Regions from separate parts of the Homo sapiens genome. Here region 2 is linked to region 1. A link is a contact called in ENCODE Hi-C or POLR2A ChIA-PET data. All regions are on one chromosome and are shown on one strand. Each heading gives the region's core, a stretch centred on a gene start or an enhancer-like site at or near the end of the contact. The rest is flanking DNA. Distances are from core to core; before and after follow the strand shown. Region 1 holds the start of UBQLN2 (ubiquilin 2). Region 2 has its middle 200 kb from the start of RRAGB.

The links. A loop is a pair of places that touch in the nucleus more often than their neighbours do. ChIA-PET counts read pairs that join two places held with the same protein, here RNA polymerase II (POLR2A). Pooled maps may share reads with other maps.
Region 2: a loop to region 1 is called in a map of GM12878, with 6 times the contacts of the local background. The contact joins the enhancer-like site here to the promoter of UBQLN2 in region 1. A Hi-C loop is called at or near these places in 1 of 168 maps with a recorded cell type or tissue (GM12878), 15 of 37 single-sample maps with no recorded cell type and 15 of 50 pooled maps. POLR2A ChIA-PET finds 5 or more read pairs at or near these places in 1 of 52 experiments (activated CD4-positive, alpha-beta memory T cell).

What each region holds. Positions count from the first base shown.
Region 1 is chrX:56,561,512-56,564,876 of GRCh38, reverse strand. It overlaps UBQLN2 (ubiquilin 2), which reads right to left and starts at 1,250. Exons shown (of 1, transcript NM_013444.4): 1 at 1-1,250. The coding sequence starts at 1,003. RefSeq lists enhancers at 254-313, 324-523, 920-1,547.
Region 2 is chrX:55,917,726-55,921,090 of GRCh38, reverse strand. It overlaps a transcript of KLF8 not described here. Among named protein-coding and RNA genes, the nearest start is that of RRAGB, 200 kb to the right of the region's middle. RefSeq lists enhancers at 1,200-1,449, 901-2,100. Within about 2 kb of position 1,575, at least 2 of the 41 ENCODE cell types and tissues checked have a DNase peak (open chromatin) inside an H3K27ac peak, as active enhancers do; they include GM12878, where a contact is called at or near this core.

The sequences.
Region 1 (3,365 bases), core at 1-2,500:
TCGTGCTGGTAGTTGCAGAACTCTGGGTAGCTGGCGGTGGTGCCCATGGATTGGGTAGTGGATCGCGATTTTCTGTGCGGGAAGGCTGCGTACCTTCCCCAGAGGAGGAACTACTCCCCACGGAGGCAAATGGATTACCCCCAAACTGCTCTTGTGCGGCATTCAGCATCGGCTCTTGAATGTCAGTGTACATGCGCCGTAAAGCATTATAGCCACCTGGGATGCTTTCTAGATTGCTAAGAGCCAGGTCTTGATTTCTCATCATCTCTTGCATCATGGCTGGATTCCTGGCAATTTCGAGTGTCTGCCTCATTATGTCTGGGTTGTTGAGCAGGTGACTGATTTCTGGGTTTCTCTGAATCAATTGCTGCATCTGTGGATTAGCCATAATGAGCTGCCTCATCAGATCGGGATTCGAAAGCATGCTCTGAACAAAGGGATTTTCCATTATTTGGATCATCATCTCAGGGCTGGCCATAAGCTGCTGCTGCATCTGGCTCTGGAGCTCAGAGAAGTTGGTCGAGCTCAAGCCCAGGCTGCTAAGGCCTGCAAGTCCTCCCAGGCTCCCCAACCCAAACGGGTTGCTATTTGTGGAAATAGGTGTGGAGTTACTCCTGGGAGTCGACGCCGAGGTAGTGTTAGTTCCCGCGGCATTGCTAGGCTGCGTGGACTGGCCCTGAGGTCGGTTCTGGCTTTTGATGACAAGGTGAACAGTCAGCCCATCATGGATGCCATGCTGGATCAAGGTATCTTGATCTTTTAAGATTTTTCCGGCAAAAATCAGCACTAGCTGATCGGTTTGGGATTTGAAGCGTTTCGAAATCGCTTCCTTAAACTGCTGAACCGAGCTGTTCTCGGGCACCGCGAACTCCTCTTTCTCTTTGGGAGTCTTCACCGTGACTTTGATGATTTTAGGCTCAGCCGGGGCAGCAGCCGAGCCTTGGGCCGCAGCAGGGCCGCGGGAGGGGCGCGGGGGGCCGCTGCTCTCGCCATTCTCAGCCATGGCGGCCGCGGTGACGCAGGCGGGCAGGGAAGGCGCGGGCGGGCGAAAGAGAGAGCGCGAGGGAAGGAGGAAGGAAGGAGGCACCGCCGCAGCGGGCTGGGCCGGGTCAGGCGGGGAGCGCGGAGCACGGTACCTCTGTGATGAAGACTGCGGTTCCCTGGTCCTCCGGTGGAGAAAGGCCTGGGCGTAGGCCGCTGGCTGAGGTCTCCGCGCTCCGGTCTCTGGGCCTCCTCCGCCGCCGCCTTGTGATCCGACCGCGCGCACTCCCAGCAACTCTGGCAGCCGCTCCGCCTGCTGATCCCCGCCCCTTCCCCTCCCCCAGTTCCGCGCTCGCCTCCCCGCCCCCTCTGCTGACGCGGCGCCAGGCCTAGATTGATAGATTTGGCTCGGTCAAAATTAAAAACTTCTGCACTGAAAAGAAAAAAGGGAGAGAGAGAAACAAAGGGAGAGAGAGAAGAGAACAGAACAGTACAGAGCAGGCGAGGCAGAGAGGGTGAGACGGAGAGAAGGAGGCGGTAGAGAGTCAGCTTCTGTAAACGACATTAAAAGACCAATGGAGAATGTATATTAGCAATCTGTAAGGCAGTAAAAGGGTGAAAGCCTGAATCGAACAGATCCCACGTATAAGACGAAAAATGAATAATAAAGAACTCTGACAAAGCAAAAAGAAAAGAGGAACACCTCCAGTAGGGGAAGGGAAGAAGACAGAGCAGGAGCGTGCATTTTACAAAAGGAGTGCAAATGGCCAATAGACATTAAAAAAGGATGATTAATTTCACTACTAATAAAAAGAAATCAAGTTAAAACAATAAAATTCTACTTTTGGCTTATCATATTGGCAGGGAAAAAAATAATGGTAAACCTTCTTGTTGACAGGGACCCTAAAAAATGCCCTCTCAGGCTAGCTGAAGTGTGAATTGTTACAACCATAGGGCAATTTGAAAATATATATCAGCATTTTGAATGTTTCCACCTTTATTTAGAAATGCCTAACCTAGACACTTCGCCTAATAATCGGATGAGGATGCAAAAATATTTATGTATAAAATGTATATACATTGTAGCATTTTAAAATGTTATTTAAATATATTAACTATCTGTTTACATGAGATTAGTTGAGCACATTATCATATTACCATACAAGAAAATATAGAGTGTCTTTAAAGGTATACATGAAATAAACTGTAGTTATAGGGAAATCACAGAGTATTTTCAATTATGCCTTTGTATATTTCTGTACAGTTACAAACTATATAAGAATATATGTTCCAATATCAAAAATACAATAAATATATTTTTATTTTAAAAGCAATTTTTGAACAGTTTGTTGTATATGTAAACCGTATGTGTAAAAAAATCTGGAAGGCTATGCACAAATAAGTTAATGGCTGTTAGTACTGTTTGCTGAAATTATGAATAATTCTTATTTTCTATTTTCATAAGATTTTGAATTTTCTGATGATTTTTGTAAGTATGCACTACAGAAAGGTATTTTGGGGAAGAGTATGGGTAGAAATTGACAGGCACATAATAGTAGTGGCAAACATTGACATATTTACCTAATTTAATTACAGATTAAGTAAGAGCAATAAAGATGTAGCAATGCTGAGAAAGAGAACTTGAAAAATAGAAGAAATAATTTCAAATTTATCTATATATTTCTAACTCTAGGTTAAACCACACAGAAAATTCTTCCCCAACCCCCACCCTCTACCAAGCATCCACCAAAGCACCACTGCTTTCAACATTTAACAGCATTTCAAAGTCATTAGGTCACAAATACTTTAATAAATCTGAAGATAAGAAAAATATATATATACAGGTATGTTATATCCATCGATGGAGAAATGGAAGAATTAATATTATTTTACCTCTCTATTTTATTAATATAATTAATAAAATACAGAGGTAAAAAGATGACTAGCTTTAAATATGTTAATATGTATAGATCTAAAAAGCCAAATTAATTAGTATTAGGTTGATGCAAAAGTAATTGCGGTTTTTGCCATTGAAAGTAACGAATTGTTACTATTATACAATGGTTTTTGCCATTGAAAGTAATAGCAAAAACCGCAATTACTTTTGCACCAACCTAATACATGCCAAACAGCACTCTAATACATTCTTATGTATATTTGAAATATTCTTTTAGAAATATACCAAACTTGCACCCATGAGGAAGAGGAAATGGAATAGGATACAGGATAGTGAGTAAAGGGAACTTAAATATGTAAAAATGCTTTTTATCTTTAAAATGAAAGCAAATATGATAAAATATCAGCAATAGTTAATTATGGGTGGTGAGAATATGAAAATATTATAGGTAATCTTTAATTTCCATAGAATAAAGCTAGATATTAAT
Region 2 (3,365 bases), core at 326-2,825, 640 kb after region 1:
GTCTGTTCATTCTGATTATAGTTACTTTTTCTGTGCAGAAGCTCTTTAATTAGATCCCATTTCTCAATTTTTGCTTTTGTTGCAATTGCTTTTGGCGGCTTCATCATGAAATGGTTGCCTGTGTCTATGTTCTGAACGGTATTGCCTTGATTCTCTTCTACTAGGAATTTTATAGTTTGGGGTTTTACTTTTAAGTTTAGATGTCTAGCATGGCCGAGTAAGTTTTCTTTGATTATTCCCTCAAATATGTTTTTCAAACTTTTATATTTCTCTTCATCATCAGGAACACCAATTATTCTTAGGTTTGGATATTTAACATAGTCCCAAACTTCTTGGAGGCTTTGTTCATTTTTTAAAATTCTTTTTTCTTTGTCTTTGATGGACTGGGTTAATTCAAAAGTCTTGTCTTCGAGCTCTGAAGTTCTTTCTGCTTGTTTGATTTTATTGCTGAGATTTTCCACTGCATTTTGCATTTCTCTAAGTGTGTCCTTGATTTCCAGAAGCTGTGATTGTTTTTTATTTATGCTATGTATTTCACTGAAGAATTTTCCTTTCCTATCCTGTATCATGTTTTTGATTTACTTAAGTTGGACTTCACCTTTTTCTATTGCCTCCTTGATTAGCTTAATGACAGACATTCTGAATTCTTTTTCTCGCAGTTCAAAGATTTCGTCATGGTTTGGATCCATTGCTGGTGAGCTGGCAGGATATTTTGGGTATGTTAAAGATCCTTGTTTTGTCATATTACCAGAATTGTTTTTTTTGTATCCTTCTCATTTGGGTAGACCATGTCAGAGGGAAGATCTGGAATTCAAGGGCTGTTGATCAGATTATTTTGTCCCACGGGGTGCTCCCTTGATGTGGTGTTTTCCCCCTTCCCCTAGGAATGGGGCTTCCTACAGTACAGAGGAACTGTAGTAATTGTTTTTGCTCTTCTAGGTCTAGCCACCCGGGGGAGCTACCATGCTCTGAGCTGGTACTGGGGAGTTTCTGCAAAGACTCCTGTGATATGATTCATCTTCAGGTCTTGTAGCCGTGGATACCAGCATCTGCTCTGGTGGAGGTAGCAGGGAAGTGAAGTGGACTTGGTGCAGGTCCTTGGTTGTGTTTTTGTTTAGTGGGCTGGTTTTGTGTTGGTTGGCCTCCAGCCAGGAAGTGGTGCTTTCAAGAGTGCAATAGCTGCAGTCCTATAGGGAGGAGGCAAACTTGCCCTAGAGACACCTGGTTAAGTATTCAGGTTTCTCAGGCAGCAGGCAGGGCCACAGAGCTCCCAAAATATTATGACCTTTGCCTTCAGCTAGCAGGTAGAGAAAGACCACCAGGTGGGGGCAGAGATAGGCATGTCTGAGCTCAGCCTATCCTTGGGCCGGGCTTGCTGTGGCTGCTGTAGGGGCTGGGGTGTGGTTCCCTGTCTAATGGTGTTATATTCCCGGGGGATTATGGCTGCTTCTGCTGAGTCATACAGGTAGCCAGGGAAGTGCGGGACACCTGGCAGTCACAGGCCTCACCCAGCTCTCACACAGCCTGCAATCCTAAAAGCGGGTTTCACTTCCCCCATGCCCCCGCCAACATCACTGAGTCTATTTCGAGGCAGCCGGTGACCAGGGCTGAGAACTCGCCCCAGACCACGAACCTCCCTGTTGAGAGAGCAAGCAGGCTCACAGTTTTTCAGTGTCTCAGGAGTTTGCAGCGGTAATCCAGTTCCTTCAAAGGATCTCTGGATTTTCTTGGCTTTCCTGGTGTGTTCCTGTGGTAGTTCTTGGGAGCAAAAGTTCACGAAGTGAGTCTCCACACACTGCTCTATCAGTCTGACCAGGAGCTGCAAGCTAGTCATGCCTTCTATCCACCCTCTTAATCTGAAAACTCCATTGTATTTTGGGAGCAGCTAACTTTTTTTCTAGGTTTCACAGGTCCACAGAAGAGAGAAATTTTGCCCCAGGATGGACCACACCCTGAGTCTCATCCTTCCTTACGCAGATGAAGTAGAAGATGAGTTTTGGGACTCTTTGAGTTGATTAAATTTAGGTGAGATTTTTAAGACTTAGAATTGATGCCGGAATGGGTTAGAACTTTTGGAGATGTTGTGATAGAGTGAATGTGTTTTGCCCATGGGAAGGGCATAAATTTTGGAGGGCCAAAGGAAGACCATTTTGGGTGGTAATGTGACCTTTAAAATGATATGTTGAAGTCCTAGCCATCAGTACTTGTGAATGTGACATTATTTGAAAATAAAGTCTTTGCAAATGTAATCAAGATGAAATCATTAAGGTGGCCCTAATTCATTATGACTGGTGTCCTTATAAAGAAGAGGAAAGTGACAAGTGAAGACACACACACACACACACACACGGACACGCTCATATACACACAGACATAGCCATGTGAAGAGAGAGACAGAAATTAGAGTTATACTGCCACAAGCCAAGGAATATCTGGACTTACCAGAAGCTGAAAGAGACCAGGAAGGATTCTTTCTAGAGGTTTTCGATGGAGCATGGCCTTGCCAATACTTTTATTTTTTATTTCAGATTTCTAGCCTCAAGAACTGTGAGAGAATAAATTTCTGCTGTTTTAAGGCACCCATTTTGTGGTACATTTTACAGCATCAGAAAACAAATATGCCAAGTATTCATTTGTGTGGAGATATATCTTTATGAGTTTGCATGTATCAGGATTGGATGGCAATTTCTGAATGAGCATGTATATCTCTGTCTGGGTACCTATATGCATGATCTACATATAGTTGACCAGGAACATGAAAAATGATGTATAATCTGCCAGAAAGTCTCAAGATAGGTAGATAATTTCCCCAAACTCATTGATTGACTTATTCCCTCAACAAGTATTCACTGGGTTCCTTCTATGTTCTAGGCACTGGGGACAATCATGATTAAGATATCCTTAGACTGCTGAGTCTAGTGCTATGGGAACCCAGAGGTAGAAACAACTTCCTTTATCTACTTACTTTCTGGGGCTCCTGTTATCTCTCTAATCTTATTTCCATTCAAGGAAAGATAGTGAGAAGTTGAATTACTAAATAATACAAGAATACTTATAAAAGAGAGTTGCGACATTTGAGACTGTCCCCTTCCTAATTTATGTGTTTAAAAGCAGCATGATCTAGTACTTAAAGGCAAGGGCTCTGGTGTTAATTTTGTGTTGAGATCCCAGACGACAAATGCTAGCTGTGTGACTGAAAGCAAGTTATTTAGTTAACTTCTCTAATTCTATATTTCTTCATTTGTTAAAAGAAAAGGTGGCGGAGCAATAATATTTCATAGAATTGTACTGAAGAGTCAACAAAATAATCTTTATACAGGGCTAACACAGTTCTGGGCACTCAGAAGCCAGCCCTCTTCTGACCC